Regions from separate parts of the Homo sapiens genome. Here regions 1 and 2 are each linked to region 3. A link is a loop called in an ENCODE intact Hi-C map of the cell type or tissue named here. Cell type or tissue: GM12878. All regions are shown on one strand.

The links. Hi-C counts contacts between places; a loop is a spot of excess contacts. Peaks named below come from ENCODE experiments on the same cell type or tissue, not always from the same donor. Only the 100,000 strongest peaks of a DNase experiment are listed, where the experiment ranks them.
Region 1: it touches region 3 in a loop (5-fold over the local background); 1 of 110 quality-filtered maps calls a loop at or near these places.
Region 2: it touches region 3 in a loop (6-fold over the local background); 1 of 110 quality-filtered maps calls a loop at or near these places.

What each region holds. Positions count from the first base shown.
Region 1 is chr20:55,057,015-55,059,514 of GRCh38, forward strand. No RefSeq gene overlaps it. Among named protein-coding and RNA genes, the nearest start is that of LINC01440, 360 kb to the right of the region's middle. In GM12878, a CTCF peak has its summit at 972; no DNase peak of the experiment used is centred here.
Region 2 is chr20:55,116,579-55,119,078 of GRCh38, forward strand. No RefSeq gene overlaps it. Among named protein-coding and RNA genes, the nearest start is that of LINC01440, 310 kb to the right of the region's middle. In GM12878, no CTCF peak of the experiment used is centred here; DNase peaks (open chromatin) are centred at 313, 993 and 1,253.
Region 3 is chr20:54,982,442-54,984,941 of GRCh38, forward strand. No RefSeq gene overlaps it. Among named protein-coding and RNA genes, the nearest start is that of LINC01440, 440 kb to the right of the region's middle. In GM12878, no CTCF peak of the experiment used is centred here; a DNase peak (open chromatin) is centred at 1,140.

The sequences.
Region 1 (2,500 bases), 75 kb after region 3:
AGAATATCCACAGGTTTTATCAAGTTTTTCATAATCTTAATCTAATTTTTAAACTTCAGATGATATTCTTAATATTTAACAAGATATTAAGAATTGCTGCTCTTCTACAAGCCACTTAACCTTATGTGTGTCATATCTGTATAATGAGGTTATTATTCTTTAACTCAGAAAATTATGAGAAAATTATGAGATGAAAAAATGTGTAAAATTTGAACTATACAAAGAAAGGTCTCATGAGATCCCTGCTTTTCCATATCATGACCAGGAAGTCTAAATTTAATTGTATGTCAGTCTCTACTTCTACTAGTTAAGTGTTGATAAGTTTTCAACGCAGAACATTCGGAGCTCAGCAAGCCTGTGGTTTCCAGTGCTTGAAATGTTCAATAATCACAGTGTGATTTGATTTCTCTCCACTGGGTCTCTTTAAAGTTAGAAAGGTAAACATCCTAGGCTACTTTTTATCTCAGCTTAAACCTAATGGAGCTAGAGCCATCTCATTTTCATGAGACATTGGTGGCACAGTGATAGTAAGTTTCTTCCTAGCAACTCAATTATTTCTAATGATTTACACAAGATAATCACCGTTGATAAATATCCAAATTCTTAGAATGAGGAACTATCTCTTTCTATGTCCAGTTTTATATCTTCCATTGGTTGAAGCTTTTGCTGGTGATCAGATGTCAGAGATGTGGAATTGTCAACGAGAATGGGAGGAGAAGAGACGAACAGGGAGTAAAGATGTAAACATCATGCATCCTTGAGTGCATGAAAGCAGAAATAATCTGATTGTGTTGTCCAGGACTCTGGCTTAAAGTAAAAGAAACTAAATTCATCATGACTAACAGTCCAATGTGTTTTATGCTTCAGGGATGGCTGGTTCCAGAGGATTTTAGGATTTTTAGATAATGTGTTTCCCTTGCTGTCTCTTAACTTAGCCACTCTATTTTTTGGCCTCCTGCATCGCCCAGCTCTCTCCACATGGTGGCTTCCTGCAGCGACAGATTTGTATTATTTTACAGTTCATAATGCCAACAGAAAGTGAGTTCTCTTTTTGATTATTTTATCTGAAGTCCTAGAATTAAGTCTCATTGGCCTATCTTGAGTGTTAAACACATAAAATACCCAATTAATATGCTCAAGTCATGGAACCCTTTGATGAATCAAATGTATTTCATGTACCCACAGCCAGAGCTAGAGCATAATAAGGTTAACTCACAGGACTTACATGGTACCCCACAGGAAAATCAAGTCTCAAACAAATGGGACAGCCAAGAACAAGAACTGTCTACTGCATTGTGCTTAAAAACTAGCCTATAAAAATCATGTTGAGTTTTTATTGAATCATCAAATATTAAAAATCATAGGGACTTTGAATCTTCTATTTCAAACTTCTCTTTTTATAGATGTAAATTCTGAAACAGGAACGACTTCAGAGGCCAGTCTAGAGTCAGACAGCAAGTGATAGTGCCAGAAAAGGAAACTGGGACTCCAAGCTCTTATGCTCCATTGTCTGGGGAAAATGTTTACATTCGTAGATAAAGACACAGCTATTATATTTATCATGGAGCAAATTTTCCTCTTATTGCTTTTTTCTGTCCTCCTTTCATTCAGTACATATTTATTGGAGAGCTACTGTATCATCCAAGGCTTTCACCCCTAACTCTTTATTGAGTCCTTGCACTGTACTTAGCCTTGATTCAACATATATTTGATAAGCAGCCTATATGCTAAATATGTAGCTGGGATTGGAAATAAAATTAAGGATAACATATTCTAGATGAGAAGCAAAACAATCAATTAAAAATATAAATTATGGCAAGGGCTTTGAGGCAAATGACACGTAAGATGTAATTTGGAAAAGATAGAGATGTTAAAAAATTAACCTGAAAGATAGGGAGAAATTAGCTATACAGCACGCTAGGAGGAAGTGTATTTTAGGGGAAAGGATTCTCAGAAGGGCTGTGGCTAGAAGTTCAAAAAACACATTTGGTAAGAGCTTAGAGAAGGAGTTAAGAAAGTTTATAAATGTTCATGGCCTTGTAAGCCATATGGTATCTGCTATCCAACCCTACTGTTGAAGCATGAAAACAGCCATATGCGATGTGTAAACAAATAAGTATGACTGTGCTACAATAAAACTTTATTTATAAAACCAGGTGGCAGACAGAATTTGCTGACCCCTGGCATAGAGATTGAGAGGGAGAAGCAGGAGATGACATTGGAAGATAGGAAAGAATTTTGAAGGCAAGAGGACCACTGTGGCTTTAGGTCTTGAAGGATCTAAGTTTTTGCCTAAAAATATTATTATTTTTTTTTTTTTTTGAGACGGAGTCTCTCTCTGTCGCCAGGATGGAGTGCAGTGGTGCGATCTCAACTCACTGCAACCTCCACCTCCTGGGTTCAAGCAATTCTCCTGCCTCAGCCTCCTGAGTAGCTGGGACTACAGGTGTGCACCACCATGCCCAGCTAATTTTTGTATTTTTTTAGTAGAGACGGGGTT
Region 2 (2,500 bases), 130 kb after region 3:
TATGCACTTACTATTGGTTTTAGAGTAATTTCTTTGTGAATGAAATTGTCCAATCTCAATTTCCAACATGGCTTGCTCCATTTTAACATTCAGCGCCCTGTTCTCCTAACACACCTCGATCATTCATTGAACCTTGCCTTTCTACACTCCTTTAGATGGCTTTATGAAGATGAGTATACAAGTTAAATATTAGTCATACTTCAGGACTCAATTCATTTGCATTCTCTAGAAAACCTTCCGTGATTCTTTAATGATGCAAACACAATGCCACACTCATTCTTTGATTGTTTTTCATGTCTCTAGAAGTCGAGCTTCTTGAAGCCAAGGCTGCATTTTATTTGCTCTGTCTTCTGCACTCAGTACAATGATGGATGCAAAGTAAGATCTCAAAATGTTTAGAGACTGACTGATGGGCTAACTCTGTGGTTCTCAGCTGAAAGTGATCTTATGCTCCTATTCATGAGACATTTGACAACATCTAAATACATTTTTGATTGTTTAAACAGAGAGCTGTGGAAGCCGAGAAACCTTCAACTAATGGAATGAATACTACCTCCACTTTATCTTCATAGACTAAGACAAAATGTCAAATGTAGTTTTAATACATAGAGCTCAAGGTTACAATTTGCCTTCCCATCATTTTTTGTTGTTGTTGTTTCTGAACTTTTCGGTTTATTTTTCAAGGAAAAAAAAAACAACATAGAGTGACTCCATAGTTTGGGAACTTTATTTTTTTAATTTTTTTTTTTTTTTTTTTTTTTTTGAGATGGAGTCTCACTCTGCCACCCAGGCTGGAGTGCAGTGGCGTGATCTCAGCTCGCTGTAACCTCCACCTCCCAGGTTCAAGCAATTCTCCTGCCTCAGCCTCCTGAGTAGCTGGGATTACAGGCAGGTGCCATTGTAGCAGGATGAGTGGCAGACAAATCCTCTCAGACATGGAGTTGTAGAAGGAAGGGCTTTATTCAGCTGGGAGCATGGGCAAGCTACTGCCTTAAAATCCGAGCTACCTGAGTGTACAATTTCTGTTCCTTTTAAGAGCTCACAACACTAAAGATTTCACATGAAAGGGTCGTGATTGATTTGAGCAAGCAGTGGGTACGTGACAGGGGCTGCATGCACCGGTGGTCAGAGTGAAACAGAACAGGGCAGGGAGTTTCACAATGTTCTTCTATACAATGTCTGGAATCTATGAATAACACCAGTTTCTAAGTTATGAGTTGATTTTTAACCACTAGGTTTAGGCCAGGCAGGCCCAGGCCTGGTTTTGGCCCTGGCACTGGGCTGCCTGTCTTTGATTTCACTTCCTTGTTTTTTTTTTTTTTTTTCTTAAAACAGGTACTGAGCATAAAACAATATAAAACCATATGAGAGGGTCTCTCTCTTCCCTCACCATCATGCCCAGGTAATTTTCGTATTTTTAGTAGAGATGGGGTTTCACCATGTTGGCCAGGCTGTTCTCGAACTCCTGACCTCGTGTTCCGCCTGCCTCAGCCTCCCAAAGTGCTGGGATTATAGGTGTGAGCCACTGTGCCCGGTGTTTCAGCTAGTAAGAAGACAAATGCAAAGCTTGTTTTCTTGAATTAATAAAAATGTAATGCCTTCCAACTAAGTTTTCGGGTTAGAATTGTGAATACAGAAGTGCACCTAATGTAGTCAAAATTAGCTACCAATTTCAAGTCACATTACTGAATAAATTAGATTCCAGTGTTTGTCTATGTACATGTTGTTATTAATTACCCAGTAGTATTCCCCAACCAGCGTTTCAGAAATAATTGAATTTTTAAAAAATATCCTTAGAACACAAAGAAGTGTTCTTTCAAAGAACATGCAAACATGCAAACAAACAAAAAGCAAAAACAAAACCCCCCAAACTCAAGAGATTTTACTTAGGATTATAAGGAAATACATACCAATTTTGTAACCAACAACAGTGGCCACAAATATAGACTCTAGCACAGCAAACATAAAGAGTGTCTGCTCATGTGTATGTGTGTATGTTGATCTTCTGCAGCTCACAGATAGATAGATAGATAAGAGAGATAGATGATAGATAAGAGAGACAGATGATAGGTAAATGAGAGAGAAAAAGTGACAGGTAGCAGGAGATTAATATAAATAAAACATATATGTGTACATATAAATAAGTATTCTGGAGAGTACACACACCCACACACATGCACATATACACACAACCCATAAGCACACACACATGACATATAGAGCCTATTCTCTTGGTCATTAAGCTAGCATACACTCATTGTCAAAATTTTAAAAGGCACTGAAAGAATAGAATGCAAAAGAAAATAAAAAACACTGGCATATGAAATTAAGCACTAGGCAAAAAAAGTTGTCCATTTATTATATTTCTGCAGTACAATGAGGGAAAACACAGATGCATCTATGTTTAGGAATCAATTTCTATGCATTCTCCAGAAAACCTTCCTTGATCCTTTAGTGAAGTAAACTCAATGCCAGAAATTGAGGAACTGAGTCCTGAAGT
Region 3 (2,500 bases):
ATCACTTTACATTTTCTCCCTCACCCCACCTCCCACCTTAAGTTTCGTGCCCTGGTAAGGCACTCACCACAGGCACAAAATTTAAGGGGACACAAAAACATAGTAATCAAGAGAAATCACATTTAATATAGTATTAAAAAAATAAGTATCAATGCAAAAATATCTATGATGGACAACCTACCAACATTTTAAATACAGATCAGTGTTCTGTGTAGCCACAGTGGATCTTGAGGTGAAGGGAATTACATGTACCCATATTCAGGTTTTAATTTTTTATTTATTTATTTATTTTTTTGAGATGGAGTTTCGCTCTTGTCGTCCAGGGTGGAGTGCAATGATGTAATCTTGGCTCACTGCAACCTCCACCTCCCCAGTTCAAGGGATTCTCCTGCCTCAGTTTCCTGAGTAGCTGGGATTACAAATGCCTGCCACCACGCCCGGCTAATTTTTTGTAGTTTTACTAGAGACAGGGTTCACCATGTTAGCCAGGCTGGTCTCGAACTCCTGACCTCAGGTGATCCGCCCGCCTCGGTCTCTCTGGGATTACAGACGTGAGCCACTGTGCCCTGCCAATGTAGTTTTTAATCGTTATTTTTTTTTTCTGAAACATTGAAGTTGTGGAAAATATATTGAATAATTGAAAAGTGGGTGTATTAAAACGGATAACATTAATATAGGCTCAGATATCTTATACTAACAACAGAATTTATTACAATTTTAATTTCCTGGATTTAATGGAAGCAAACTTGTTGATACTATTCTAAAAAATAGCTCCCTTATTTATCTCATTTTCAACTGAGAGATTCACTATGACCATTTCTCTTGTCTAAGCGACCACCTTGAATAATCTTCAATAAAGTAAATTAAGTGTTAATATGGCCTCTGAGAAACAGCACACCCTTGCCCACCTAGGTTATAAACAAATTGAGGACAAAATGAAATGACGGAGTGATAGCTAAAGGTCAAAATATCACCTTGATTCCTACAGAGGCTGATTTGGAAGACTTGCTTGAGGCTTATTCAGACAAGAAAGCTTATTAGTTCTAAATCTCATGGTTGGGTAGACAAAACCAGCATATCAGGGCAGGGCTCCTTCTTCTCCTTCCCTAAGAGGGCAGAGCTGTCTCTGAAGAAGCAGAACTAGAGGCTACTCCCTTAGGGCATGGAGCTGGGTCCTGAGACAAAGGATGCAAATCAGTTAAACATGAACAGTTGTAGCAGGATGAGCCGCAGATAAAACCTCTCAGACACTGAGTTGTAGAAGGAAGGGCTTTATTCAACTGGGAGCATCGGCAAGCTGCTGCCTTAAAATCCGAGCTCCCCGAGTGCACAATTTCTGTCCCTTTTAAGGGCTCACAACACTAAAGATTTCACATGAAAAGGTCGTGATTGATTTGAGCAAGCAAGGGATACGTGACAGGGGCTGCATGCACCGGTGGTCAGAGAGAAACAGAACACGGCAGGGAGTTTCATAATGTTCTTCTATACAATGTCTGGAATCTATGAATAACATCAGCTTCTAAATCATAAGTTGATTTTTAACTACTGGGTTTAGGCCAGGCAGGCCCGGGCCTGGTTTCAGGCCTGGCGCCGGGCTGCCTGTCTTTGGTTTTACTTCCTTGTTGTTTTTACTGAATATAAAACAATATGAGAGGGGGTCTCTCTTCTCTCACAATTATTCTGCCTAAATTTACCACTCAGATGTCTCTGCACTTATTCTCAAGCAAAGAGACTTGGGGATAGAGGGATGCCAGAAGTTATACCAATGAAGGAACATCAGAAATGGAAAAGGAGGATTCCCCACTAATGCAAACAAGGCACATTCGGCCCCAGGACCTTTGCTTCTGCTGCTGTCTCTGCCTGAAGCACTCTTCCCCTAGGTCTTCACATGGCTGGATGCCTCTCAACATTGTGGTCAAAGCTCAGTTGTTATTCCCCAAGAAGTCCATCCCTGACCACTCTACTTAATGTGGTTCACTTGTTTATTTTTCTTTATGGAGCATCTATCTAAAACTATTTTATCAATACAATGTAAGTTCTCTAATGGCGGTAACCTTGCCTGTCTTGCTGAGCACCTCAAAGTGACCCTGGCACAGAGTAAACAGGTGTCTGAGGTGAGGGTTTTCAGATGCAGAGCTGGAGATCAGTTTTCTTGTGCAAATGCTTTATGGGGGGTGGGGGAGGTTCTGAAGAGAACTGAGAGATGTGGGACAGTGCAGGGGAAGAAGCTGATAAGAAGGACATGGAGTCAGTTCTAGAGTGATCAACCCTCCCATTTTACCTATGCCTAAAGGGTTTCCCAAAATTTTTAGTACTAAAACTGGGGCACTTTTAGGAAAACCAGAACTGTTGGTCACCTAGCCTCAGCCTAATCCCATAGGGGAGATCTGGTGCATATATTTAATCAAACAGTTGTCCCACTTTGAAGCCAGTGAGCCTTCCTTCAGTATAAGTCAGTGGAGGTGGCTCCCATCAGCTGAGGGCAATTCTCAAGAATGGC